Regions from separate parts of the Homo sapiens genome. Here all the other regions are linked to region 2. Evidence: chromatin loops called from intact Hi-C (ENCODE). Cell type or tissue: endothelial cell of umbilical vein. All regions are shown on one strand. Each heading gives the region's core, and the rest is flanking DNA. Links, peaks and the distances in the headings are about the cores only.

Region 1 (4,000 bases), core at 1-4,000, 81 kb before region 2:
CCTATTAGAATTAGTGAATAAGTAAAAGTAAAGAAGAATAATTTATAATTAGCAAATGAAGTCCCCGCCTAAGTATTTCTGAGCTCTACTTACTTTGTGATCATACTCTAAAAAATACATTGAAACATTTCTCCTAAATAGACAAACATACTCCTTTTTTTCCTGTTTATGTTACAGAACAAGCTCCCTCTTCCATGATAAGTATAGACTTAAATTCATTACCAAGTGGAATGATCACAAACTGAACTTGTGAATACATAACAACTACATTTGAAAAATAGCAATGAATTAAAGTCTAAAATAAATAATTATGATATAACTTGGTACACTTAATAAATCCATTCTGGAAGGCAGTCTTTAGTGTCTTTCTATTTGTGACATTGTTCATACTTAAACTTTGATGTTTTTATTGAAATGAGAGAGCCTCTGTTGCTGAGCAGGAAACCAATTAAGTAAAATCAGTAAGACTAGTCGGACATGCAAAAGGAGGTATAAATTTAATAAAATAAAGCCATTTAAAGTATGACATGTAGTTATTTACTTGGAGTCTGTTTTCAAATGAGTAATTTGTATAAGAAACCCTATAAGTCCTCAGAGTGACACTATGGAACTGATGAATGACTTTAGAGCAGCTTTCTTAAATTGGGAAGTCTTGCTGCTTGGGATCCAGAGGGAAGAGAGTAGACATGGCCATTGATCTAACTAAAAGTTTGGCAGTTTTTGTAGAATAAAGTACAGTATCTTGGTATGGTGTGAATACACATCCATTGTAGGTACCCAGAACTGAGTTTTACTCTTTTATATCTCTGTCTTATTCAAAGATTTCATTGTATGCTAAGAAATTTGAGTTATGTATTAAAAGCATCGATATGCTATTTATTCATTCTTGTGGCATTCATACAAAAGGACAGGCAAAGGACTTTGATTCCTGCAATATAAATAGGCAGCAGCATTCCTTAGACCAAGTGGATTTTCTTCTCACTTATGTATAATGATCAAAATAATTTACTACTAATAAAATGCACTAAATAACACAAAAGTACTAATTCTTTTGTTTAAAAAATTAGATTATTAACTCTGTTACCTTGTAAAGTTCTGTAATTTTATGGATGAGTAAGTAACAAGGAAGCTTCTCTTGTGAATTTCTATAACTTATAGAACATTAATGCAATGGACGTTTCTTATTTTAACCAAAAAAATATCGAGAAGGGTAAAAATGCTTTTTCCTACTTTATGTTCTTTACCACAAGAAAGCTTTTAAGAAGGAAACTATAACTTCCTTATCACTCTAATAACCAAATACATTCATATCCTTTATATAAAAACACAACGTAATCTTTTAATAGGTGCTAATGTGGATAATATCTTTGATTCTGTAACTAATCTGGGATATACCTGTTAATATCTAATTTTGAACTCTATATAGACCTTTGTTTTCTTTTATCATGTATTTTGATTTTTATCTTGATATATTTACTATATTTTAGTCACTAGATCTTTAGTTTTATTAGATGAAACTGTTGAAAACTGATAATATGTTGATGTTGGGTTGTAAATTTAAGACTTTGACGTGGATAAGATTATAAATACATGTTAATGAAAAAGGATACCAAGTAATTTAGTTTCAGACCAAGGTGATCATTCATACTTTAAAATCTAAGTAGAATGAAACTCTGATATAGTAGAAAATATGTGACAGCAGGTTTTAAGTCACATTTGGTTTGCAGGCCTAAGATTGGTAGTGGTAAAGCTGCCTTGCCATCTAGTGGTAGTTTGCAGATGGCTCCACTTGTTCAGGGCCTTTTTCTAGACTTTCTATTTTTAGCAAGGCTGCACTGTAGCAAGCTGACCTAATGCTTTGACATAGTAATAACGCAATAAGAAAAAAAAATAGTAAGAAATTTCCTCTTTTCTCCATGGTGGTGTTATTGACTAAGGAAGGCTCCATATAAACAACATTCATAAAGCAACAAGGACAAAAAGCTCAAAGTGTATAATATTTTTGATATTTTAAAAGAAAAAATCAAAAATGAGAAAAATAATTATTTAATATGACACTCAAAACTAAAAAAGAAAACCAATAATATATGGTTTTATAAGTCCTGGTTAAATGTTTTTGGGAGATAGATGTTTATTTCTGGAAATAAATTCTGCATTTTGAAGATACCTTAGTATCTATATTCATCTACTCTGCTATTCCTATTCAGACTTCCTAAATCCAGCCGTTTATATACATATAGTTAAATAATCTACATGCCCTCTCAATTTCCTTCTGTTATTAGTCTTGGCATTACCTTCACTTCCAGTGGTTTGCCTTTCCTCTTATCTTTCTTGACTATGGTTGTTTCAGAAATTAGTCTCAGAAAGTACTCTAAGCCAGGAGAAACTCCCTTTCCCTCTTAGGAAGTTATAAATACCATCTTAGATCTTAGATAAATGAACCAAAAGATTACTTGTTATATCCTTCTTAGTTTGAATGAGTAGGGTACTGAAACTCTGAAGTAGAATTAATTTATTAGACTAGAATATCTAACAGCATTAATATATATAGTTTAAAAAAATTCAGACGTTAGAAATAGTATTTCTCAGAATTAAATACACCTAGGATTTAGATAGTGGAGGTGAGGAAGTTGGCTTATTTATCAAACCTCAAGAAATAAAAATTAAGTTTAATTTTCTTAAAAATATAATTTTGTATCTTTAAAGAACACAGATTCTAAATGTTGAAAATAGAACAGATCTTTCCCTGTTATAAAGATAAAAGCAACTAAAAAAACAAAGGTGCCTAACAGCTGCTGGCTTTGATAATGCTGTCCTGCAGTTGTGGTAATAGTTTTTCTGGCCTCAACTATTAGAACAAATTAAAACTGCCCAGCTTGAATAACTAAGTAAGCTTTTTTAAAAATTGCAATTCAGGCAACTAAAGACCCTACAGCAGTAACTGGATGGACAGAGAGCAAAGAAGGGAGTGTCAGGTATTCAGAGTCTTTACTTGGGTTTTCCAGTTAGAATCAAATGAAACACTTTCCTATTAGAAATCCAATTTTTTGTTGTTTATTTGTTAGCCAAACTGCGTATTTAGGAGAAATTTAGGCTGGTCATTCTAGACCAGTATTTGGTTTTCCTTTCACTTTTCATGCTACTCCTGCAAGCCAAAGATGTCCAACACATTTAGTATGAAACAATAAAGCATCATAGTTTAAAATCACATCTGAGATAAGAGCTTAGCTATTGTTCAGATCATTTGAAATTATAGTTTTTCTTTTGAAAATATTATTGAAAATTCTTCCGAGTGCTGTAGTTTTTATTGACATTTCTTGATAAAAAAAATTTATATAGAGAGGAAATTGTAAATATGCAAAGGCTATTTATAACACAATTTAATTTAGTTTTTATTTTAGTGTTGGTTACAGAAACAAAAATGCTCCACATTCTTTGGGGAATTAAAGATAAGGAACAGGCATTTAAATATACTATTAATTACATATTTAGGGGGAATAGATTTGTCTTAAGCATATATTAGAAAGACTTTAGCTTTTTAAAAGAATAACTTATTACAAGGTAGCGTTCAGGAACAATTTGTCTTATGTTCTATATCAGGGGTCAACAAAATTTTCCTGTGAAAGGCCAGATAGAAAATATTTTAGGCTTTGCAGGTCACACGGTCTCTCACAGCCACTCAACTGGGTTGTAGCATAAAAGCAACCATAGACATTATGTAAATTAAAGAGCATGGCTGTGTTTCAGTAAAACTTCACTTACAAAAAAAAACAGGTGATGGGCAGCATTTGGCCTGTGAGCCATAATTTGCCTACTTCTGTTCTACATGAATGTGATAAAAGGTAGCCTATGAGAGATCCAAAGGGTAAGGACCAGCGTTTCTCTAAGGGGGTTCTGTGGAATACTAATACGAGAGTCCTGGGAGCCACCCAACTCTTAGGGGACTAGAATTCTTGGGGGTAGGGAGTATGGGGCTACAAATCCTTTAGTTTTAGTTATG
Region 2 (4,000 bases), core at 1-4,000:
ACCCCAATGGAATTTTTTAAAATACAGTTTCCCAGAACTCTCCCTAGACTTAGTGAATCAGAATTTCCAGGAGTGGAGCTGGGCATACTTGAATGTGGAAAAGCTTTGTTGCTGATGCTGGTGTACATTCTCTGCTAAGAACCACTGAACTGGAATGTAGCATAAAAGATTTCAAAACCCAAATGAATTTCATCTTCACAGGATTCATAGCATCCTTAAAATTTCTTACGGAGGACCTACCAAACTGCAGTCAGAATCATGAGAGAGACTACCCTCATTTTGCCCAACTCAGCATTTACCAGAGGTGATACCATCAGAATTTGAAGCACTGGCTAATAGCACGTCTACCTTTATACAGAGTGGCTGTTCCATTCCCAAAACAGAATACAAGATTGAGTGCTCTGTGGATTCTTGTAGTTCTGATATCCACATGGGACCTTTGCAGGGGACAAGACATCCCCTGTTTTTAGAGTTCGTTTCTGTTAAAATTATGCTGATCTGTAGTTTACTTGCAGGCAATATATGATTAGTGAGGACAAATAATTTTTTATGTGTAACAGTTTACAGTTGAAAAAAAAATTTAGCCTGTCAGTGTTAAGGAAAAACATGAGAAGCTACATAATTTAAGTCATAATGCTTAAGATTATGGGAATTATTTTTTAGATCCTGGTTCTTTGAGTGGTTTGCTTCAAAACTATGGACAAATTAATTTTTCTATGTTCACTTTTATCTAATTAAAGACATTTATTTCCTTTTCGAGTAATTTTACCAGCAATAAAGTGGTATAATTCAGTGAGGTATTTGATAATTCAATTCAGTTTAACATTTATTGAGCCTATTATATGCAAAGCATCAGGTTAAGACCAAGGTATTCTGAAATAAATATAACACCTACTTTCAAAGAGTGCAACCCAATAGGAAAAACAGATGTTGATATAACTAAAACGTGTCAGATTAATGAGTGCTGTAATGTATATATAAGCCATGTATTTTAAAAGTCAGAGGAAATGATTAATTTGGAGTTGGAAAAAAACTTTTTTAAAAAGCTTCCACATGACTTTCACTTATGGGCAGTGACAAGAGGAACTCTTCCCTCTACTTCCTTCCCAGATTTGTCATTAGTGACTGCTGTCTTAACAGTTGGAAGAGGGGTACCAATTCAGAACTGGCATCAGAAAGCTCTTCACTGGGGCAAAGATTCAGATATGCCAGGATGTGGAGAACTTCCTTGCACAGAATAAGCCCCAGCTTCTCCCTTCAATCCCTAATGGACTATGCACATGGCAAACAACAGATTCTTCTGTGAATATGTGCATTTAGAAACGAGAGCAGCTGGAACAAGGCTTCTTCCACCCCTAACTTCTGGCTCACCCTCCCTGCCCCTGAACTTAAGCGGGTTCAATGCTAGACTGCCAGCAGAGTTAACAGCAAACAGAAGTTCCCTGCTTTCTCTTCCCTCCTTGTCTCCTGTCCCCACCAGAAATGTTGTAAAAGGAAAAATAATTTGATGGTGGACTGAGAAACTGCACCACCACCCTGGAGGGTAGTACAGCCTTGGAAGCAGGTACACACTGGCTTCTCCATTCTTCTGTCTCCTGAGAAGAAGGGACTTGTTATGAATGATATCATTGTTATGTGTGGCTTTCTTTGTCATATTACTATACATTTTTGTTTAGATCTTTTTATAAAATCAAGCAATAAGAGGAGAGAGGAAGAAAGACAAAAGAGATTTGGTGCTGACAAATGTAAGGCTTTGAAGAAGTAAATAAGCTAGTTATCCCCAATAAGTTAGCTTTGCTATAATCAAGGAAAAGCAGAACTCTTAATGAATTCAAAAAGAAAACATTGTTCAATAAATGAACATGCAAGTTCTAGTGTTTAATACACATAACTCTGAAAGCACATATTTTTGAGCAGTCTGCCTTTTAAGGATCTGTCAGGTTTTATCTTGAAGTTAAATCACAGAAGGAGGCCTGGGAAGGGAGCAAGTATCTATTGAGTACTCTTTATGTACTAGATACTATCCTAGTCTCTTCACACTCACACATGCTGCTTCATTCAATTAATATAGAAACAAAAATGCCCAGCCCAAAGTCATAAACCTTGCGGTGCCAACATGCTTGACAAAACAAAATGCGAATCAAAAAATGTTTCACTGCTGAGGTTTTTTTTTTTTAAGATCACAACCAAGACCCTTTATTTCAAGAAACAAAGATGCCCCCTAGTGTTCAAACTGTAAAATGTTTGTTTTGGAAAGTATAGACTACAAAAAGCCTTAGTTCAAAAAAAATAGTTTTTCATGCTTCTCAAGTGAAGAAAGTAGCTGGTCTGGTCTTATTTCCTGAATTAATTTAGCAAAATATTTTCCCATGGCACTGAAATATAATCAATTGAGTAAACATGATATTAAAATAATGGCATCAAATAGGAATTACAAACAAGATGGTAGATTATCTCTCATTCCCTTACCCCCTTTGTCATTTTCTGCTATTGTAAAGAAATCACATCAGCCCCAATTTTTTAATGTAATCATAAATACTAAATTTATTTCAATTTATGTCACTTTTGTTTAGCTCAGGGTAGAGGAACTGTTCTTTATTTCTCTCTAAGAAAATAAAGTATCATACAGACACTTAAACAGAAATATAGTGAGAATTAAAGTGTTCTTGACATGTATAAACAGAAATTTATACACATTGTTCAAAGACTTCATGGAAATCTCTGGATTTTATGGTACATGAACTGGGCATAATAAGGAAAAAATCACAAGTTCATAGCAAGGCGTGCTATCTCATTTCACATTAAAAGATAAAATAAGTTGGTATACATTTAAAATAATATCTTTAAGGGTTACATTTTTAACTGAACCAAACTGTAATGCTGTTGACTGCTTTGTAAGAGCTGTTTTATCATCTGGTTAGGGAGAGCCAGACTCAGAATAGTTTTGAAACAGGGCAACCTGATATCACAGCATTTTGGCATAAACATTACAATATGTCATCACATATTGATGCAGCAGTACAATAGAAACATTGAAGTGTGGTCTCAGTACAGTACACCATGAATATTTTATGTCTCTAAATATGATACTCCATTTAACACCTACTCTTCCTTTACTTCTGGAAAATTGTAAGCCACTTCTCTACTACTTTGAAGAATAGTAATCTATAGCAAAATTCCTTTTTGCTTGCCCATTCTGTGAGTTTTCCTAGAAATTTTGTTATTTCCCCTTATTTCATTTTTTGAAGTAGTTTCAGTAATGGTGGCCAAACATGAGCATTTTACAGCCTCAGGAGTGTAAATAGCACGTTGCATATGTAGACACCCAGGCATAAATACAAACTATTTTACTGTACTAAATATATTTAGCATACCATCTTACAGTTATTTGTACTACTCAAAAATTAAACTTTATTAGATGGTTGCTCCTTTTTCTTTTCTTTCTTTTTATTTATTTATTTATTTATGTATTTTTGAGACTAGAGTCTCATTCTGTTTCCCAGGCTGGAATGCAATGGTGCGATCTTGGCTCACTGCAACCTCCGCCTCCTGGGTTCAAGCAGTTCTCCCAACTCAGCCTCCTGAGTAGCTGGGATTACAGGCGTGTGCCACCATGCCTGGCTAATTTTTGTATTTTTAGTAGAAACGGGGTTTCACCATGTTGGTCAGGCTGGTCTCGAACTCCTGACCTCAGGATCCACCCACCTCGGCCTCCCAAAGTGCTGAGATTACAGGCGTGACCCACCATGCCCGGCCAGTTGCTCTTTTTTCTGAGTTGTTTTGTATTGCGTGGAGCTGATGCTTCCATTTTGACTGAATTGGGCCCTCATTTTCTCTATTTTTTCACTCAGTTTCCTCCCTGGGCCAACCTCACTCTTTTAACTTCCCAACAAATCAGTAACAAAGTATCATTTTTCTGTAAGATTGACTTAAAACATTTGAAATATCACAGATAAAAAAATGTTAACAGTTGCCAGTGTTGAGATGATAGCAATAAATA
Region 3 (5,421 bases), core at 796-4,795, 830 kb before region 2:
CACGATCTCGGCTCACTGCAACCTCCGCCTCCCAGGTTCAAGCAATTCTCCTGCCTCAGCCTCCCGAGTAGCTGGGACTACAGGCACACGCCACCATGCCCGTCTAATTTTTTTTGTATTTTTAGTAGAGACAGGGTTTTGCCATGTTGGCCAGGCTGTTCTCGAACTCCTGACCTCAGGTGATCTGCCCACCTCGGCCTCCCAAAGTGCTGGGATTACAGGAGAGCCACTGCGCCTGGCTCATTGCATTACATTCTGAAAGCTCTTTGAGGGTAGGGGCTTTGTCTGCCCTACTGACCACTATATTCCTAGAACAGTTCCTGACACGAAAAAGTGCTGAAATGAATGTATGTTAAATAAACAGTGAGGAATTAGAAAAGACCAAAACTCAAACAATAGGATAATTATTTGGTACATTTTGGAATAGAAGAAATCCTAGCTAGTCATTTAAAATAGTATTTTCAAAGAACATTAAATGACATGAGAAAATGTTCCAGATATATTGTTAAGTGGAAAAAAGCAGGATGTAAAACCATATACAGGATGCTCCTAATTAAATATGTTTAAACTAGCACAAGGAAATACATAAAAAATTTAAAAGCAGTTATTCTAGATGATATACACTTCAGTGATTTTTAAATATTCTCCTTCAAATTCTTCTGTGTTTCCCAAATTATCTATGAGGACTCAAATCTTTTTTTAAAAAGGAATTTCTAGTTTTACATTCTATGGATAGATTAAGTCTAGCATTACAAAAAGAGCCAAAGTCTTCTTTGATTACTTCCAAACCAAGTTCCCACTCTATACCTGCAAAGAGTGATCAAAGAAGTCTTGGATCACCTTTTTTACAAGTTTGGTGTCCTTCCTTCTAGATCACTTTTTATATTTTTCATACACTTGCAGTATATGTACCTATAGAAAATACATGGTATTAGTGCATTTTAAAATATAAACAGTATCAAGCTGCATGCATAGTGACTTCTTAGTCTATTTTGTGCTGCTATAATGGAACACTACAGACTGGGTAATTTAAAATGAACAGAACTTTATTGGCTCACAGCTCTAGAGGCTGGGAAGTCCAAGATCGAGGGGTTGCATCTGGTGAGGCCTTTTTTACTGCTTCATAACATGGTAGAAGGCATCACATGGGTGAGAGAGAGTAAGCAAGAGGGTGCCAAACCCATCCTTTTGAAAGGAACCACTCCTGCAACAATGGCATTATTTCATTCAGAAAGGCAGAGTCCTCATGGCCTAATCATCTCTTAAATGTCCCACCTCTTAATAACTGTTAGAACAGTGATTAGCTTTCCAACACATACATGCTTTTTGGGGGGACACTTTCAAACACAGCTCATAGTTAACATCTACTATTTGTTTTCTGTTTTAACTCAGTAATGTTTCTTGAGATGTGCCCATTTTGATACATGGAGATTGAATTCATTCCCCTTAACTGCTACATAGTACAACATTTTACTTAGCCATTTCCCTATGGATAAGCAGGAAAGGGCCTGGGGACTGTTTCTTTGAAGCTACTGAAGGACAGCACGAGGAGACTACATCTCACTCTGCTGCTGGTCGGGAGAAAGAAATCTGCTCACAGGATAGGGTGGGTGGCACTTCTTGAAAGAAGAAAGCAAGTTCAATCCCTGATACCTGCAGAACAGAGACCAAGGAAGACGGTCCAGGCCTGGACAGGGACTCCCAGTATAGAATGTAAGCCATAACCAAGTCATAACAAGTGTCTTCTCATTCTCTTCACATCAAGTTCTGGTTCTCAAAATGTCTCTGACACTGATTTCTTTCTCTTTACTCTGTCACCTTCCTAACTTAGAAATTCATCACTTCACCACTACATTAGCTTCTTGGCCTCTATCCAGTTTCTCTTCCTTCTAATCCATCCAATTTACCACTTCCAAATGAGTCCTCCAACAACTACACATAGTCAACTTTCTCTGTTAAAACCTTGAAAGGTGCCCTGTTGGGTCCTACTCATGGTTCCCTTTTTGGCCTTCCATGGCCCCTAACTTAAAAGCTTAGCTTTCTAGCCTCTTATCAAATTCTCTGTCCTTCAAGTCCCACATCTTCTGTGATTCTTCTCCAGGGCTTCGTGATCACCCACATATTCAAACATTCAACAAAGATTTAGTGAGTGCTACCAAACACCAGGCACCATGCGAAAGCCTGAGGTTCTGGCATGTACCTGTAAATAACAATGCACCAAAGGCTGTAGCTATACTGAACTATGATTTCCTTTTAATTTATCAGGGCATGCTTTGTTAAATTTCTGCCTCATGGTTATAACCAACAGTGACTTCTGGGTATTTGAAAAGCTTCAAAGTAATCCAAGAAAGCATTACACAGCTATAGGTTTTATTTATTATTATATAGAGTTGATTTGAATGTAGGAATACATGTGAGTTTTCAGTTTATTTTTAATAATTTACAAAATGAGACCTGGTGGTCACTAAAATCACTTTCAGCTCCAATGGTCTAGAATGCAAGATACTTGCAACAGAACCACTAGATGTCACTACTAACAATACAAAAGTTAAAGCAAGGGCTTGAGATCACAGGATTACTGTAAAGAACTACCAGATTTAGGAATAAAAATGTGAAAATGCTTCCATAGAGAAGCCCTGTAAAAATCCAGAGGAGTAGCTTCAAACACCTTTGTGCACATGAAGTGCCGCAGAAACAATAATTGTTAAGTACTTCCTATACCCTTCTATTAATAGAATAGCCTTCAGCAACTTACTGGTCAGCAGCATAAGGAGAATCAAGTCTTAGAATAGGAAGGAAGCTTATTTGTCCATCAGTTTTCAGATTTCTATTTTCTGGCACTAGAAATACAGTCTATGTTACAACCCAGTGCACACGTGCATGTGTGCGTGTGTGGACACACACACACACAGATTTCATATATATATAAAATATATGTGTGTGTATATATATAAAATATGTGTGTGTATATATATATATATAAATATATATATAAAACATATAGTTGAAACCAAAGTTTCACAAAACAATAATGCCCTTACTATGTGTAGTGCACTTTGATATTTTCTTTTTTATGTATTCTATTTCATTAAAAAAAAAAAAAAACTGGCTGGGCATAGCGGCTCACACCTGTGTAATCCCAGTACTTTGGGAGGCTGAGATAGGAGGATCTCTTGAGCCTAGGGGTTCAAGTACAGTCTGGGCAACATAGTGAGACCTCATCTCTACAAAAAATAAGCAAAATTAACCAGGCGTGGTGGCATGCGCCTGTAGTCCTAGCTACTCAGGAGACTGCAATGAGAGGATCCCTTGAGCCCAGGAGGTCAGGCTGGAGTGAGTCAAGATCAAGCCATTGCACTCCAGCCTAGGCAACAGAGTAAGACCTTATTTCAAAAAAAAAAAAAAAAAAAGCTTGTTACAAAACAATAAATTGATTTTACTCAATCAAATACACTTTCTTATGTTAATATATCAGAAAACAGAGGCCCAGAGAGGTGCAGTGACTTGCCCCAGGTAACTCAGTAGTCAGAATTCAAGGCTTTTCAGGACACTGGCAGGTTTTGTTTTGGAAGACCCTAGGTAAAAACTGAAGTGTCTTTGGCACAATCTCAGCCCCTGCTGTGCTCCTCAACCTTCTAAATCCTGTGGCTAAGACACTGCAGTAAAAACAAAACAAAACGAAACCTGACAAAGTGTATGGATGATTAGTTATATGCAGCAGCCATTTAAAAATACAGGTTCTTTCTTAAACGCAAATGTGATCACTTTAACTTTTCTATTTGAATCCCAGCAGTGGCTGTGGTTTTCGGGCCAAATACAAATTCTCAGTGTGACAGTAAAGACTCTTCCCGAGCTGGCCCCAGTCCTGCTCTAGCCAGCTTGATTCTTCACCACTTCCCTACAAGCACCTTCAAGATTCTTCCTTCACTCTTGACCTGGCTAAGTCATAAGGTTTTCGAGACTCCACTCACATTCCTCTTCTGCAAAGCCTTCCTTGGCATGTGCTTGCCCACAGCATGCAGCCTACTGTTCCTGAAGCTTCCTCTTGTGTGTCCTCTCCACTGGACTATGGCATTCTTATGTCTCCCCATTTGCTATCTGTGGCACCTGGCCTAGGATTCAGTATGTAAGAGGAAATCTGCTTAAGTGAATATTTTCATATTCTCATTCTTAAATTTTAACCCTAAAAAAACCTCACTGGAATATCTCTGGATTATGTAAGAGCTGATTTTGACATTGCAGAGCTCTATTTCCTAATATTTTGGGAGTATGAATAAAAACCACTATACCTATCATAGGAGAAATACATGCAAAAACCCAGTTCTGGCCTTTTTTCTCTTGATTTTAATAAGCCTTTGTTGGGGGGAAGGGGAATTTTGTTTTTTTAACCTCTAGCTCGTAGGCTAGTACCTGCTGAGCAACACAGCCTCTGCTCCCCTCACTGCTCCCTCCACTGGTCCCTCAAAGAGTTTTCCCACCTCTCAAATTCCCAACCCAAGAGCCTTTCTACTTAGGTGGCACACACAGACATTCTTCTGTGTATGCTGCAACACAGCAAATCAAGGACAGTGGCCAACACCTGAAATGACTTAATTAATACTTATCAAGTTGGGGAGAAATTAGAGCGGAAGAGAGGCAGCTAAAAGCTCATAGTGACTAAGGATGGTGAGTAATGAAGGGAGCACTGATTGGGGTCTGTGGTGGTCAGAGGTGGCTTTGTGACAGTGAATCACCAACACCAGGGTGGGAATTGGGTAGACCTGTGGGGAAGGAAGCACTTCCAGGTGGGCACCAGCATAAGCAACAGTCAGCTAAGGGTGTGAAGGAAAAGACTCCCCAGATCAGAGAGCGCTTGGCACTGGGGAGGGCTCAGACATACAATGAGGTGGAGAGGAGTAGGGATGCTAGTGTCGCTGAAGGAGCAGGTCATTATCCACTGTCACCCCTCACTCCATGTCTCACTGCCTTGGTTAAAGCACATTCAGTTTTATGTATCATTTTGATCTTCTCTATGCCCTTGTCAGGTAAGCAGCATAGATACTGTGGGCTTTATTTTTCAGAAATAGTTTAAGAAGGAAATAAGAAAATTGGCCCAAGTCACACAGCTAGCAGTTAACCAGCCTCACAGTTTAGATCTCTGGACTTCTATTTCACAGACCTAAAAATTCACGGTTGTCGCAAAAGACACATAGCTGAATTTCCCTATTTTACAAATAAAGAAACTGAGGACCACAGAGGTGAAGAAATTTTTCCAAGGTCACACAGAAGCAGAATTTAGGAGGTGAGCTGGAAGCGACTTTACCCAGCCTTATTTCTGATAGATGTTGTACATTATTTGAGGAAGCAGGGAGAAAAAATCCTCATATTGCCGAGAAAGAACAGTTACTTCAACAAAACCAAATATCTTCTAATGTTTAATAA
Region 4 (5,421 bases), core at 842-4,841, 800 kb before region 2:
ATTTTATGCCTCTACTTTCACTTATGTCCTTACTCCTGTAAATCAGTGTTTTATTCCAGTGTCTCTGAACTTGTTTGCATCACCTAAATTTAAAAAACATCTATCTATATACCCCAGGTACACAAGTTCACCTCTAAAGGTTTTCATTAAATAGTTGCAAATTATATGATTTCCAATGCACGGTACATATTGACAATTTTAAATACAACTATTAATATTACATCATTATCTTAAATGCATTCAATTGAAAATAAACATCCATCATCATTCACTTAAAAAATATATGCAATACAATTGGACATTTTATATATTTCTCCTTGAATTCATATCTCTATTGTGCTCCTCTCAAAGAACTTCATCCTAATGTATATTTTATGCTTAAAAGCTTTTTATTGATCATCTTCTCATAACCAAAAAAATAGAGAGACAAAGGAGTTTATGTTTTAAAATTTCCTGTGGCCATTTTGTTCTATGTTAACTTAGATGTCTGATTGAGTTGTCATAATCATTGCTAGTATTCAATTGATCAAAACAACATAAATATATTATAAAATTTGATAAGCAAATATATAAAGTAAAATATTTTTGGAAATCATGAGTTAATGGCATTATATAGTATTGATACATACTTTTAATAGTACATACATACTTTTTTTTTTTTTTGAGATGGTCCCACTCTGTTGCCCAGGCTGCAGTGCAGTGGTACAGTCATGGCTCCTTACTGCAGCCCTGACCTCTCAGGCTCAAGCGATCCTCCCACCTCAGCTTCCCGAGTAGCTGGGACTACAGGTTCATGCCATCCATGCCCAGCTAATTTTTGTATTTTTTGCAGAGGTGGGGTTTCTCTATATTGCCCAGGCTGGTCTTGAACTCCTGGACTCAAGCAATCCACCTACCTTGGTATCTCAAAGTGCTGGGATTACAGGCATAAGCCACTGCACCCAGCCCATACATACTTTTTATATAGTACATGCTTTTATTCATATGTGTATGAATCAATTTAATCCCCACAATAACCTATTATTATAATCCCCATTTTATAGATGTAGAAACTAAGATAGAGTAAGCATAAATGACTAATCCAGGTCACAGAGCTAGCAAACTGAAGAACCTGGATCTATGCACAGACCTCTGACACAACAGCCCAAGTACTTAACCACTACCCTATATATCCTGACTTAAAAACATGAATTGGGGCCAGGAGTGGTGGCTCATGTCTGTAATCTCAGCACTTTGGGAGGCCGAGGCAGGCGGATCACCTGAGGTTGGGAGTTCGAGACCATCCTTGCCAACCTTGGTGAAACCCCGTCTCTACTAAAAATACAAAAATTAGCTAGTTATGGTGGCAGGCGCCTGTAGTCCCAGTTACATGGGAGGCTGAGGCAGGAGAATCGCTTGAATCTGGGAGGTGGAGGTTGCAGTAAGCCAAGATCGCACCACTGCACTCCAGCCTGGATGACAGATAGATCCTATCTCAAAAAAATAATAATAAAATAAAATTTTAAAATATATATATATGTGTGTGAATTGGGACCTGGGGATACCTTAAATAAAGGGGTTGTCAAATTTCTCCTTTTTCAGTGCCCTGGCTAAGCAATATGTCATGGTAAGGGATGGATGTCGGATGTCAGATGTCTTTCTTTTGTACACTGGAAGAAAGTAAAAAAGGGGAGGGGAACAAGGAAAATCTCAACCACAGGTGCCTTCTCAAGCAGATGGATTTTACAAGAGGGGGCATATAGGAATAGAAGATCTGAAAATTAATTCCTTTAAAACTCTCATGCCCATGTATCTTTGGGAAGTCTTCATCAACCGCCAAGGGTACACATACTCCAGGTTGAATGCCATTGGTTCACATAATCTCTAATACAATACAAATTAGAGAAGATTTTGTGAAACATTTTTAATGCTTTAGAAACAAAATTTAATTAAAATTTAAATTATTTTAACCCTTGAATTTTAAAATGGCAGTTAATTTCAATAATTTGAAAGGATACAAATTCTAAAGTGTAATAGGATAGTAATAAGCATAATTATAATCTGCGTCATAAGTTTATAATGATTAGATGTAATGCATGAAAAGATAGCAGGCCTGTAATAGTGCTATGCATAAAATGCTCCCTTCAAAATCTTTATTTGCATTTCTATTACTGAAATCATTTCCTAATAATGAAGTTGCTATAAGAGAAGCTCCATTACTAAGGAATCACTGTTACAGAAACAATGTTATTAAAGTATTGCTATGTACAGAAACTTTTATTAGGATGATACAAGTTATATATCATTGTAATAAAGCTTCCATTATAATCCTAATTGCATAAATCTGTGTTTGAGTATAGCAATGCTAGAGCTGTAGGACTTTTAATAAAGTATCAAAATAATCTTTTGGTAATAGGATTGTTTGAAATACTAATACTTCAGGGAAGACTGAACTGAGTAATGGGTGATGTTTATTTCACTGACTATACATAGTCTACCAAGAATTAGAAAGAAAAAAAAAAGAAGTAAAAAGAACCCTCATGTACCTAGTAAGATGCAGTGTGGAAATGTATGTGTTGAAGCATATTCACCAGCTCTCTTTAACGTAACAACTACCTATCTCCAATTCACTCATTGGTACAAGAAAGCAAGCTGCTAATATGGGCATTTATAACTGTGGTAATTAAAAGGTTTGATGTTCAGATCTACAGAGAGCTGGCAATCAAAAAGTTAACACACTTACTTAAATATGCCCACAAATACACACACAGTCACATCTTGGAAACTGCCTGTTATAAAAACCAGTAAAGAAATGTGAATTTGGGGGAGAGACAGACAGAGAGAGAGAGAAAGTAAGAATAAATATGAATTGACTTTAAAGGGATGAATTCTTCACCTTCTTCCACTAAAGAAGTTAAATACGTATAACTCACTCTAAGATGCTACTCTATATTACATATAAACAATATACCATAGTGATCCATCTGAGTCATAGCTAGAAGTTAGTATCAGACTTAGGTTCACACTAGAGAATGTTAGCATAATTCTCCAAATGTTTGTTTTTGCATTTGCTCTAATGGAGTCAAGTATTCCCGTTCCCTCTAGAAGCATTTATAATGTTGACCACCAGAGACCGCCAGAGAGCCATCCATCACCCGGTAGGCACAGAGACACTCCTTAATGTACCTGCCATTGTGGAAATCGGCAAGGAAGGCACCAGGCTGTCTGTAAAGGGCTTTGGCATCGGTTAAGGCAGCAGAGGCCATAGCCAGTAGCCCTGTTACAACCACATTCTCTGTCACATAATGAGGTCAAGGCCATTTTGATTTTGAGACCATTCGTGGCTTGCCTACAAAGCAGCAGCTAGATGGACTTGGAATCTGCTTGGAAAGCAAAATGCTTTTACCTTTCCAGAGAGCATCTCCTTTCCTCTTGACCTGCTTTCCAGATGTGATGATCTGCAAACAGCTGGGTGGGGTTAATTTAGAACCCAGGAGGTTCATTTTCTCTACTGACTTAAATGATCGAAAGCAAATATGTGCATTCCCCTAATGTTATGGTCCCCAAATATTTGTATTACCTGAGGGATAGGTATAAGATTTTTTGACCACACAGTCAGTGCTGGCATAAGTTATTTTTCAGGAGTCTAATATTCTTTCATTAAATATGATCAACCCAAACTACTTTGCACTGACACAGTGAGAGACTCTTATTTCTGAAATACCCATAAAATTTGAAATTTCTTCACTTGGGAGTGTGTGACATTAAAAGGGTGCAAGGACTCAATTATCCTATTGGTCAACTAAATACCTGCAGAACAGGAGCACCAAAAATATTGAAGAAATGTCAGCTTCCATGAATTTAATTGGAAATTTGAAATCAGACAATTTTGAAAGAAACTAATTTAATTTCAGCATTCATGTAAGTTTGTAGTTTATAATACATAGATGTCCTTATTTTTAATACATGGGAGGCAGACACCCCAATCTTTTAAATCAGGCATTTCAAGGAAGGTCTAACTTCCCCTTGTGACAGGAATATCATCCTTACTTCAAAGTCTTACACCAAAGTGGTGAAGATTTAAGAGGCTTGAATAAATGTTGACTGATGGATTTCTTTAGAAACTGAATCTACTTTCACTGGCCTCCATTCCCCCACCTTCTCCATAAGCATTTTGTCAGTATTCCTCCAGCACAGCTTTCCTTTAAACACCCTCCTTTCACTCTATCTCCTTGAAGACAATCACTTCCACAGTGGGCTTTCACAAGCATCTCTTTCCCTCCAGCCTGCCAGAACCTCCCACCTGCTTTCCTTTGTTTTAGAGCCTCTATTCTCTCCTTCCCCCTGCATGCAAATACCCGATTCATAGTCCCAACTACTAATTTTATGCCACTCCCTTGCTCAAAATTATTTCTAACTACTCCCTTGCTTCTTAGGTAAAGCTGAACCTTTTGGGGGCCTGGATCCCTTTCAATATGCAATGAGAGCTATGGACCTCAGAATAATGCATAATGTATACAGGCTTTTGCCCATGTTGCATGTGGTTTAAATAAACCCTGAAGCCTGGGTATTTGTGACCTCTAGGTAAAAATCCTAAACCTATATAATAAAGTTTCAATTGCATGGCCCTCTACTTGTTTTCCCTGCAGGCTGGCACAAACTACTTTTCCAGCATTATCATCTATCAGACTGCCCCTAATCACAGAAAAGAGTGGGGGCTTCATTAAGCACCTACCATGCCCCGGACTATTCTAAGCCCTAAATACATAGCAGCAAACACAACAACAAAGGTTCTACTATTCTCATATTCTGTCGACCCATGGTCATCCTTTGCCTTGTCACACCCTGGCCGACTGCTGGTTATTTCCAAAGGTATGCAATCCTTACTTTTAGAAGGCTGGCTTCACATGCATTTTATATTCTTGTTCTGGTTTGCTCTCTAGTCACAGGATGACTAGTGTTTCCTCACCTCTGGGTTCATCCCCCTATCTCGAATACTCCCTCATTTCCTTCCTCATCTACCAAATATTCTAAGATAGTATCAAGCCTCTCTCTCTCATTCTCAAATCTTTCTAGAATCATTTCAGTTCATAATAAACAAACTCTCTACTTAAAATTTCTATCAGTGACCTAGCACTTTATCATATATATGTGCCTGTAACATCTATATAAGACTATAAAGGTTGTTTCATTATGTAATTTTTTATTATTGATTAATTCTTCTGTGTAATCTGTGCATTATTGCCCCATCTTTGGGGAAAGAAGACCATGCCATAGATTTCTGTTTCCTGAACAATGCTGTCTCTCATAGTGCTGTTTATATACACCACCACTAAATCTCTATTTGTTGGTTATTGGTGATTGATTGCAAAAGATGATGCCACCAAGATGATGAAACTTATCTCTAACTTTCAAGGGCGATCTATAGACATTTAGGAGAGT
Region 5 (5,421 bases), core at 727-4,726, 740 kb before region 2:
CTTCTACAGTGCTTTTCCTAACCTCTTCAAGAAACCCAACCTGTGGCTGTCCTCTACAAGTTGTTGGACAGAGCTATGGATATTCTACTTTTATTCTTCGGCTTCCTCCAACCCCCATCTTTCCTGTTTTGCTGTCATTCTCCTCTATGCACTCCAAAGATGTCCTCTTATTGCAAACCACAGACAATCCTTTTCCTGCTTGATGATTTATATGCTGCTTTAATTCCAAACTTTCCATTATTCTTTCTTTATCATGGCGTTTATCTTAGTTTGATTCATGCTGCCTTTGAGAAGGAACTATTCTTTGATTATTTCTTTTGCCCTGTTTCTCCATGAGCATCCTTCAGGCCTACAACAAGTGGACAAATCTTTCACATGAAATATTTAGGCTACATTTTTAATTCTATACCCTTTTTTCCTGGGCCAATAATAGAATGGTCTCCATAAAGGACAGCCATTCCTTTGCTGAATGGAGGAAAAGATTCCTCCTCTATTCAAATGCAGCCCTGCTGACTAATTAAAGAAATATGTCAAAACAGCTCCCAAGAAGAACCCATATGTCATCCAAAGAATTAAATGTTTTGAAAATAAGAAGAACCACTTGGTCCATTTTTCAATAGAGACTGAGAACAAATGAAAAGAAAGAGATGAATCAGAATTCAAGATGAAATAAATATAGAAATCTCTAGCTAAATGTAAGGAGAAAATATTTAAGCCTAGGCCTCTGGTAAGGCAAAAGGCCATTATGTATGTGCCTAAGGGTTTTACCACCTTTGTAACATTTGCCACTAGCTTTTGATCAAAGCTGAGCCCTCAAAAGGGAAAATGAGACATAAAAAGGTCAGGGAATAAGAATGGTAGGGAATGGATAGAAGGCTTTGGCATGATACAAAAAATTCTTTAATATGGTATGCTTCAAAAACAGTGGGAAAAAAAGAAAAAAAAAACAGCATGCACTTGAAGATGTCAATGCTTTGTGGGAGTGGATTTACTAAACTATAAGGCACTATTCCAATGTAGGCTATTTATTATTACTCAACAGACGTGCAATTATGTCTCACCCTCTCCTGAGTGACAAAGGGTATTAACTGTGTCCCACCACCTCTCCCAAACCTACAATGACAAAAGTAGTTAGAGAAAAACAGAACATTGGGATGGAAGGGCTTATTTCTTCTCTTAAATCCACGTTGCCCACTTGGTAACTGAGCTCCTGTACACCAAAGTAGTAGAAATGAGAGGCAGAAGCAGAATGCTGTCTCAACTTGGCTGTCTGCCTTCAAGAATTAAATAAAAATACGTGTTTATAGAAGTGGAACAGCTGCTTCAGCTAGTTTGGATACCCACTTTTGAGTCCTCAGGATGTTCTATTTTTCTAAGTCCACTACTCCTATAGTCTCTGAAAAGTATCAGACTAAAGAGTAAAGATACATAGATGGTTTGGGTCTTAGGTCTCCTGGAGACAACAGAATTACTTCCTCTTTCAAAACCTGGCATAGCAGTTGAAGTAGGCACCATCACAATGTTTCCATTCTTGGGCTGTATTTTTTAAATGACTAGAAATTCTTCTTTATCGTTTCACTTAACAAATACTTGATGCTGTGCCACAGCTGAATAAGCCATATATATACATACATATATCTTATACATGTATACACACAAAGCCATAAATAAAGCTTCTCACTTTGTAGGCACTCAGTATCAATTTCCTTCACTCTTGTTTTTATCTTGAAGCTCTATGTTCCAGCATATCATTTTATAGATATAAACAAATATTTCTGCTATAGTACAAATTGTGATATAATAGAATATATGATATGATATGACATGACATGACATGGGAGCGACAAGAATAGATGGCATGTTAACTGAGTCTTGGGCTACTAGTAATTGGCCTGGTGGAAACTGGACCATATAAAGAAAAGGAATTCAAAGTCTAAGGGATTTGCATTTCGAGAACCAGAGTAAAGATTTCTTCTGAAATCTAAACAAGTTGATACAAGAAAGGGTAATGTAAATTTAAATGGAAACTATTTATTACTTGTTTTGCTTTTCCTTAAAAAAATAGGTACAGGGAGAAAATTTAGAGCAAAGCAGAGAAATTAATTTGTACTAACAATCAAATGCAAAAGAAATTATAAATATCTGTCAAAAACAAGGCTAAGTGAACTATTTTTGAAGCAACAACAACAAAAAAAGACCCCTGGGCAAGAAATTTTACAGTCATCCTCTTTCTAGGTCGGAACTCTCTTAGAATGAGACAAAGAAAAATCCGGGCCTGGAATAAGAGGAAGACATTAGGAATCCTTTCACCACACTGACAGAGATTTGTTTAACAAACAGATGAAGGGCCAGAGTAATCAGATATCACAGGAAAAAGTAAGGAGAATAAAAAAGACTGGGGGGGGAATAAATGAAAAATTGTGACTCCAGAGTAAAGGTTGATACATTTTAAAAATATCCATGAGGTTAAGTTAGGTGGAAAGAAAAAATAAATTATTAGAATATGATAAAGGAAAGAAAGAACCATTCTTCATGTTTCTCCACCAGAAAACATTCAGTATGCTGCACAAAAATTAAATTTGATATTTTAATGTACCTGAACAAGCACTAAATGAATTCTGGGCCAAAATAAAATTTTAAATTCCTAATACCCACTCTACACAACACAAAGCAGTGGTGGTGGGGGGCGAATGCTTCTACATAAAAACAAATGACTTGTTTTGGTTTACCTTTATAAGGCATAAATGGAGGGCATTGTAAAAGTATACAAATAGAAGCCAAGAATGTTAATTGTGTTTTTTTAAAAGAATAGAAAATCGTGAAGAAAGGATCACAGAAACTACACCAATGTCATTAAAATATAATTGGACTTGCAGGAACAATTACTGTGCTGTACTGTAAGGGGAGCTGTTGGCACATAAGAGCAAAGCACACATATGAGCTCATCAGCAGGCCTTGGCAAGACCCACTTCCAGCTAGAAGCAGTCATGTTTCAACACCTCTGATTCCCTAATGCTGACAAGCTAAACAACTTGTTTTGTCTCTGGGAGCTCTTCTCTGGTGATTAACTGCTTATGGTGAATACTAATTATATGAAAGTACAGTATTGAAGAAGTAATGTCTTATTTCCTCTACCTGCAGCCTCGACTTGTCTCTGAATCTAGAAGGCAGAGCCATTGCAAACCAGAACCAAGAAAGACATTTTCCTCCCCCTGAATAAACAAATATATCTCCTACTTTTTAGTATAGCACAGCTCACTGACAAGAAACTTCCTTTAACCTCTGGGCTCCAAACCAAATATAATTACCATAAAATGAGTGTTTTAAAGGCTTGTAATAATTATATGGATAAATCCACAGCAAGAGTTTGTGAATTAGTGAACTATCAGTGTCCTCCATTCCCCATGTCCCATGTTGAAAATTTACCCCAAATTGTCAGTTCTTAGGAACTGCACCTCAGATTAAAATCTTCTCACCAGGGAGTCTATGAGAATTTCTTCTTGTGTTTTAAATCCTAAGTGCTTGTTAAACTGCCAACACTGCAAAATTAGAGACCATTAAACAATATAACAGCAAGTGATTAAATCTACCAAACATACATTCAAGCAGCTTAAGCTACTTTTGAATTAAAAATAAAATATCATTGGCTAAATTCAGATGTCTTAGCTATCCAGAAAAAAGTCAGAAGGCTGTTCAAAATGCACAATGCTGCTGATAAGGCCAGATACAAAAGGAGAAATAGGGCAAGGGGTTGGCTGAACAGGAGGCTCATCTTGGTCCCTGGGCCTGGGTGGCAGCACATCCCAATGCTGACCCGGTTTAGGCAGTGGACTCTAAGCGGGAAGCCATGGCTGTGCTGCAGAGTGAGGACGCCATGTGGCTGCTGATTAAATAAGCTTTATTAGCTAAGGCCTCCAAGGAGACAGGGTATTCCACCTTCTTGGCAGGGGAATGAGTTGAGTAACAGCATCACAGGAAGCTAAGGCATTGGAGATGTATAGATGGCTGAAGGAAATGTTAGTGCTATTTTTAAATACAGCTTAAGCTAATTGATAAACATTTCTTAAAATAATTATTAGCTTTTGGGGAAGGAGGCACAGGAGCTTCTGAGTTAATTGGATCATCTGAGATTAAAATAAATTTTTACTGTAAAGTTAGAAGTAAATAAACATTGTAGCTTTAAGTTGTTCCTACTTGTTTAAAGTAAAGAAAAGAAAAAGGGCCAGGGGGCTTAGTCAACTTCAGGCAAAAGGCCAAGAATCTGAAGATCAGACTTAAGGCTGAGATGATATCATTCACGCTGAAGTCTTGATACCCTTTCTGAAGCATGAGAAAATTTAGTGGTAAAACCTTACCTCACCCACAGTTTTCTCATTTTTAACTCTATTTTTTTTCCTCTGGAGAATAATTTTCCAAATATGCTTTTTGCTTTATATGTAAATGTTATAAATTTACTTTTAGCTTCAGACATGTTCTTACCTAAAAAGCTTGCCCTAAAGTAAAGTACAGGCACTTGGTAGCTACAGGAATATAAGACATGATACTCATATTTAATCACTTCGGACGCTGCTGCAGTTTCAATCACTTCACAATCATCCAAGGGTAGCTCGAAAGCCTCCTAAAAAAAAGCAAAAACAAAACGAAAACGGGTTTCTTAATAAGAAAAGTACTAACATGGAGAGGAAAAGAGGAGATTTTCTTCTCACAAAATAACAGTTAAATAAATATAAGGCTATGAGGCAAGGAAAAGGGAGTTTCCCATATTAATGTTTAACATTTGAGTCCTGGGTAAATAGTAAAACCAGAAAACATTAGCATTAAGTAATTCCAGATTGTTTTTGAGACACAAAGAGGCTCTGGATAAAGAAAAAGGAAAAAAAAATCTGAAAAGATCTATTGCCTGAAAAATCTTTACTGTACAATTTTAGCAACAAGATGATGGCTATATAAGCTACCTTCTTCCCTACCTGTGAAAGCTAAAAACATCCTAACAATTGAACAAGAGGCTGTGAAATGTCCCTAAAGATTCTATTGTACTTGCCAAAAGATGATTCATTGTGTGCTGAACAATTCCCAGTTCCATTTTGAATAAGAAAGTTATTTTGCAAGAGGTTGAATTTGTTAGGTATATTTCAAAACCTGAGATGATTCTGTTTTCTTCATTATTGTGCTATCTTTGGTATATTTCTACAATAAATCTTGATTTATAATAGAGTAGATGGCAAATATTAATGTCAACTTGAACAGAGTTTTGTAAGCAGAGATGATGATAGTCATCTCACTTCTCACCTGATCATTTTTTACTGGTTGATTTTTGTGTGTGGGGCTTTTAAAAGAATGTACCTTACTGTTTAGAAGCAATTAATTGGACATGTTGAGTCAGACCCTGGTTCCATCCACTTTCACTTATTTATTGGGGTT
Region 6 (5,421 bases), core at 638-4,637, 410 kb before region 2:
ACAGCTATCACTTGGTGACTGCAAACTCCAGACCATTCACTGTATGAGGTGATGTATATATTTAGCTTCTATAATTCTCAAATCATTATCCCAAATTTACAGATGAGGAAACAGGCTCAGAACAGTTTCATAACTTGCCGAGCTGGTTAAGTGTTAGAGTCAAGAATTAAGCACATGTGGAGATCAGGATTCAAGGCCTGTTGTTCTCACAGTGTTCTACCTGGTATTAAGGCCCTCAGGACAGGCTACAAAATTACTACTGTATCCACAATGTACTTGCAGAACTTTCTAGTATTCTACTTCCAACAGAACCCAGCCTTGGGTATGATTATGCCACTTTTATTTTTTTAAACCTCCCTCACTTTTATGCAGGAAAAATATGTTTCATTACCTAAGTGGTGCATGGATATATTCTTGGTGTGAAACGTCCAAATGACACAGTAGCCTGCAGAGCAGCAAGAAAAATTCCCTTTGGCTTTCTCCCCAACCCCTGCTCCCACTCCCCTTCCTATCTCAGGCTCTACAACTATTAACAGTGTGACTTGTTTCTTCCAGACTTCTTCTATGCATCTACATACATTTATGTACATATATAAATATTCATGCAGCTATGTTTCTATGGTAAATGCATTCAGAATTCCACCTTAGGATGTCAGACACTTTTCTATTGTAGCACTGGCAACTTCCCAGCTCCAAGTCAATATGGGAGGACTTGCGAGTTGGAGGTGGGGGTTGAAGATGGCTGTATTCGTTATCTATTGCTACATAACAAATGAACCCACAGTTTATCAGTGTAAAGTAATGGACATTTATGATCTTGCACAGTGTCTGACGGTCAGGAATCTGGGAGCAGCTTAGCAGGATGGTTCCAGCTCAGGTCTTTCATGAGGTAGCATTCAAGATGTCCACCAGGGTTCTAGTCATTTTAGGGATTGCCTGGGGCTGGAAGATTTACTCCCAATTTGGCTCATTCAGTGATTACTTGCTGGAAGACCTCCATTCTTCCTTGGCTGTGGGCAGGAGTCCACAGTTCCTCACCAGGAGGTCCTCTTCATAGGGCTGAGTGATCTTATGACATAGCAGCTGGCTTCCCCCAGAGGGAGCAATCCACAACTTACCAGGAAGGAAGAAGCTGCAAAGGTCTTTAATGACCTGGTCTTGGAAGTCACAGACCCTCACTGCTGCTAAATTACATTTATTAGAAGAGAGTCACTACTCAAGGGGAGGGGAGTCATCTCTACCTTTCGAAGAGATGAGTGTTCAAGAATTTGTGGACATATTTTAAAACCACTGCAAGGGAAGAAAAATGGAGAGTGGCAGAGTGTAAGATCAGGGTGTAATGTAATAGTCTGAGTAACAGGGAGGAAAGCAGAGGTGCTGAGGTCCTGAGATAACCGTGTAGAGAGAGCCTAAATAGTGTGGCTCTCTCCTGGCTGTACATTTGAATCACCTGGGGACACTTAAAAAGTCCTCATGCCCTGGGCCCCACTGCAGATCAATTAAATCTGTAGTTCTGGGGTTGAGGACAGGTATCAGTATTGATTAACAGCTCTCCAAGTGATTCTAATGTGCTGCCTGAGTTGTGAACCATGTAACAACAGAGGTGCTAGAGTCGGGCTGTGTCTGGGCTCAAGTCTCTGTTATGCCAATTAAGTAGCTGTGTGTTCTTAGGCAAGTTCATTAGTTTTTCTGTGCCTCATCTGTACAATGGGCATATGAATAGTACTTCCTCATAGGGTTGTTGTGAGGATTACCTGGGTTAATACCCCATGTAAATTGCTGGGAACTGTCCTGGGCGTAGTAAGTGCTGTTTCAATGTTATTATTGTGATTATTAGCAGCATACAATGGACTTTTCCTCCCTCCTGCTCCCGCTTCCCTAGTGCCTCTGCCTGGAGAGGAGTTTGGCTTTCTGTGCCCCAGCTCCCTCCCTTTCCCTTGAGAAGGCACAGTGGATGCCCAGCATCCTGCTCAGTCTGCAAGCTCAGTCTGCAAGCCCTCAGGCAAGTGCCAGGAAAACTGAGAAGCTGAGCTGCTGGGCTCAGCTAATGGTGGGCTTCGCTGCAGAAGGATCTCCTTCATACTGGGAGATGGACAAAAACATAGCACCCCAGGGGGCAATGAGAGGAAGGAAAATTCCCCCTCAGCCTCACAGGAGCAGGGGGCTGCACTCACGCCTTGCAATTTCTTCAAGGACCTTTCCCAATCTCAATTTCTCTGAACTCTTATAATATCAGTATGGTCCTTAAGTTACGTGCTGTCTTTTGTATTTATCTATTTACCTTTTGCATTTTCTCTCCTTCAGACAGTGAAGCAAGGGCTATGTCTTCCGGGGGAAGTGTCTGTAAAAGAAGGGAGGGGAAGATGAAGAAGGAACAGGGGGTGTCCTGTTTAGATTATAGACGCCTCTTTAGTCTTGAGAATTGTATATATGTCAGTGGAAAATGTACTCTGCTTCTTATTAATGGCTTCCCCTCTCCCCTCCCTGTATCACTACCTCTCTAAAACACCCTTTCTCCTGACCACCATTTTTGTGGAAAAATAGCATGAGTGTTCTTTCTGTTGCCTTTTACAGCAGAGGTTAATAAATTGCCACTATTACAGGGTATTCCAGCTGATATTGATGAAGCAGGTACAGAAATAAGCTAATGGGTTAGCTCCTATAGAGAAATGTGTTTCCCAAGCATAAAAGCACGATTTTGTGGGAAAGTAGACTGAGTTTTTTCAAGCCTACTAAGACAGATGGAAGGGGACAAAAGAATAAAGAATAAAATAATTAAACTATGAAACAATTGTTGATAAGACTCCTATATGATTTTTTGCTCTCCATTATTAAATTAATCTTGATTTGAATAGGTTATATCTCAATTTTCTGTTTTTTGGGTTTTTTTAATCCCCTCTGTTCTTTAGGTTTATGATTTGATCCTAAAAGTTAAAGGTCTTTTTAATAAAATATATTAAGCAAAACATATTTAAAGTCCCTGCTGTTGATTAAGTGTGCTTTTACAGTAAATGTGAGTGACAAAAGAGAACGTGATATTAATAGTTAAGCCTATGGCAGTAAGGTGCCTAATTTCAATAGCACTTGGGTTTAGTTTTAGAATATAGAAATGAACCTCTGACTAAAAATTCTAGGTAGGTGGTACCTGAACCCATGTGTATCAGTGGTGTAAGCATCTAAATGCTGAAAAGAGAGCATCTAGATCCTGATTTCTCCTGGCTCAGTTCATTCATTACTGCCAAAGTAGGAAATCCTGGATTTTAAGCCTTATAAGCTAGGAATAAAATTAGCCCCCAAATAAAAATTATTCTAGAGAAATACAGTCTTGATGGTTGAGGTTATAATAACTGTTACTTACATAAATAGCTGATTTTATTGGCCTGGTTAAATGATTCCCATGTGTCCTTCTGAAACTTTCTGCAGTCACTCTCATTGACTGCCATCTCAGCTATTAGAGAAGAAAAAATGATGAACTCAAGACTTCTTCATCAATGAGCTCAGCCTGTAAGATAATAAAAGGTTCAGTGAGCACCACTGACCTTCCCAGGAAAGCTACCAGCGTGAAAACTGAAGGAACATGGCACAGACACACAGCAGTAAAATTCAAGAGACTAAAATAAACTCAGTGAGCCTGCCTGGTCGCTAAACACTGAATACATTTAAGTGCTATTTTGACAAGAGAGCATGGCGGCTATTTAAGAATTTCATTTTTAAAACTCTAGTACAATTTTGTTCTCCTAACAGCATCATCCTGTGTCTGTGTTTGTTCCCAGTGAGGTCATTATTAAGTGAATTGAATTATTGTTCTGTTCAAATGACCTGTGCATTCAACAATGTGTGCTGAGCTCCAGCAAGAAATGTTTTATGTATTATTGGGAGATGGCCATCTGTGGCACAAACCGGGCCTCCCAACATGCAGAAATGTTGGGAGATAGTTTATGTTCAGTTTTATCTATGATCTGAATTCCATTTATAAGCTTTTTTCATCCACTTGTCAACACTGTTCACTATAGCAACACTGAAAATGGCCAGAAATGAACAGATTTATCAGAGCAATGTGAGGTCAGACTGTATGTTTCAATTATTGTATATTGAATTTTTATCATACATTTTAAATTTTGCCCATAAAAATAGTAACAATGTAATAAAAATGGAATTACTTTTCTTTGATCAACTTTCAGTTATTATAAGTTACAAAGTGAATAAGCTAGATTTCATGACTTTTATTAGATAATGGGTCTCACATTAGATATGTATATTTTAAATATAACATTGGTTGTCCATGCCAAGAACTGTGGATTAATTTTTTTCAAGTCTGAAGAACATTGCCTTTCCCGTTCCTGCATATGTAATAGAACAGCATGGCAATATGTGAAATTAAATTTTAAAATTGTAGATTATATTTAAGCCACACCCTCCCAACCTTTTCATATCTTGTTAAAGTAAACTTTTGATAATTCTACTGGCATGTTAGACCAAATGAATGATTTTACATAAGGTAAATATACCCGGATATTTGCTGTACAAAATGAAAAGATTTTTAGATATCTTTTTCTGTTGGTTTTATTGTTGTACTGATACCTTAATTAACAAAAAGAATCTCCTTTAAAATAAAGTATAAAATCTTATATGTGAAGAGAACTTTTACAAGAGGATTTTCTTTCTCTCCTTCCCTCCTTTTTTCCTTCCCTCCCTTCCTTCCGTCCATTCGTCCTTCCTTCCTTCATCTCTTTATTTTTAAAATAAAAACCTTCTAAGTTGTATAACACAGTGCTCACTTTGGACATATAGCTTTACAGTTTAAATACATTTAGATTTTAATTTCATTTGTAAGTGGGGATGTTTGTTAGAAAAATGACTAGTATCAGCGAACAGGTAGGGAGATAAGCTTTGTTCACAAATGTATCCCTGGAGGCATATTGCACTCACTCACCTTGAAAATATCCTAATGAAAATGATGAGAATGATGATGATGATGGTGATGACAGAGCAATGATAACTAGCATTTAAAGAGCACTTTATCTGTGCCTGGAGCTAGGCTAAGTGACCCACAGGTCTTGTCTTATTTGCTCTTCATAACAATTCTGTGAAAGCAGGTAATTTCATCTTGATGTGAGGAAACTGAGGCTTCAAAGGCAAAGAAACTTGCTCAAAGTCATTTACTGGGATTCCACCATAGGTCTGACTGGGATTCCACCCTAGTCATTTACTGATTCCATCAGTCCTTCTGGAATCATGGTGGAAAGTGTAGAACATGGGAGGACTCTCCCAAATTTCCCGTAGTCAGGTCGTAGAAGTCAAGCCAAACAAAGGCCGGTAGGCTTGCTGTGGCTGAGGGGCCTCGCGCTTCTGAGCGAGCTGCAAAGCACCCATCTGTGTAACACTGTTTTCTCCAGGACCTGAAGTACTTGGCTCTAGCCC

The links. A loop is a pair of places that touch in the nucleus more often than their neighbours do. Peaks named below come from ENCODE experiments on the same cell type or tissue, not always from the same donor. Only the 100,000 strongest peaks of a DNase experiment are listed, where the experiment ranks them.
Region 1: a loop joins it to region 2, with 7 times the contacts of the local background. A loop is called at or near these places in 23 of 110 quality-filtered maps.
Region 3: it touches region 2 in a loop (2.7-fold over the local background); 2 of 110 quality-filtered maps call a loop at or near these places.
Region 4: a loop joins it to region 2, with 13 times the contacts of the local background. A loop is called at or near these places in 60 of 110 quality-filtered maps.
Region 5: a loop joins it to region 2, with 12 times the contacts of the local background. A loop is called at or near these places in 81 of 110 quality-filtered maps.
Region 6: it touches region 2 in a loop (4-fold over the local background); 27 of 110 quality-filtered maps call a loop at or near these places.

Annotation. Positions count from the first base shown.
Region 1 is chr5:81,504,922-81,508,921 of GRCh38, reverse strand. The region is part of intron 5 of SSBP2 (single stranded DNA binding protein 2); the gene reads left to right. Among named protein-coding and RNA genes, the nearest start is that of ACOT12, 110 kb to the right of the region's middle. RefSeq lists a silencer at 1,686-1,835. In endothelial cell of umbilical vein, for the core only: a CTCF peak has its summit at 1,760 (motif pointing left); DNase peaks (open chromatin) are centred at 1,781 and 2,341.
Region 2 is chr5:81,423,900-81,427,899 of GRCh38, reverse strand. All of the region lies in intron 16 of SSBP2 (single stranded DNA binding protein 2), which reads left to right. Among named protein-coding and RNA genes, the nearest start is that of ACOT12, 32 kb to the right of the region's middle. In endothelial cell of umbilical vein, for the core only: a CTCF peak has its summit at 2,208 (motif pointing left); DNase peaks (open chromatin) are centred at 1,039 and 2,069; H3K27ac peaks cover 624 bases.
Region 3 is chr5:82,256,475-82,261,895 of GRCh38, reverse strand. No RefSeq gene overlaps it. Among named protein-coding and RNA genes, the nearest start is that of RPS23, 19 kb to the left of the region's middle. In endothelial cell of umbilical vein, for the core only: a CTCF peak has its summit at 2,535 (motif pointing right); a DNase peak (open chromatin) is centred at 2,645.
Region 4 is chr5:82,223,450-82,228,870 of GRCh38, reverse strand. All of the region lies in intron 5 of ATG10 (autophagy related 10), which reads right to left. Among named protein-coding and RNA genes, the nearest start is that of RPS23, 52 kb to the left of the region's middle. In endothelial cell of umbilical vein, for the core only: a CTCF peak has its summit at 3,097; a DNase peak (open chromatin) is centred at 3,140.
Region 5 is chr5:82,163,596-82,169,016 of GRCh38, reverse strand. It overlaps ATG10 (autophagy related 10), which reads right to left. Exons shown (of 8, transcript NM_031482.5): 4 at 4,480-4,618. Among named protein-coding and RNA genes, the nearest start is that of RPS23, 110 kb to the left of the region's middle. In endothelial cell of umbilical vein, for the core only: a CTCF peak has its summit at 2,903; DNase peaks (open chromatin) are centred at 2,946 and 4,146; H3K27ac peaks cover 1,260 bases.
Region 6 is chr5:81,834,412-81,839,832 of GRCh38, reverse strand. It overlaps LOC107986385 (a long non-coding RNA gene), which reads right to left and starts at 3,498. Exons shown (of 3, transcript XR_001742519.2): 1 at 3,359-3,498; 2 at 2,282-2,341. RefSeq lists an enhancer at 1,291-1,370. In endothelial cell of umbilical vein, for the core only: no CTCF peak of the experiment used is centred there; no DNase peak of the experiment used is centred there.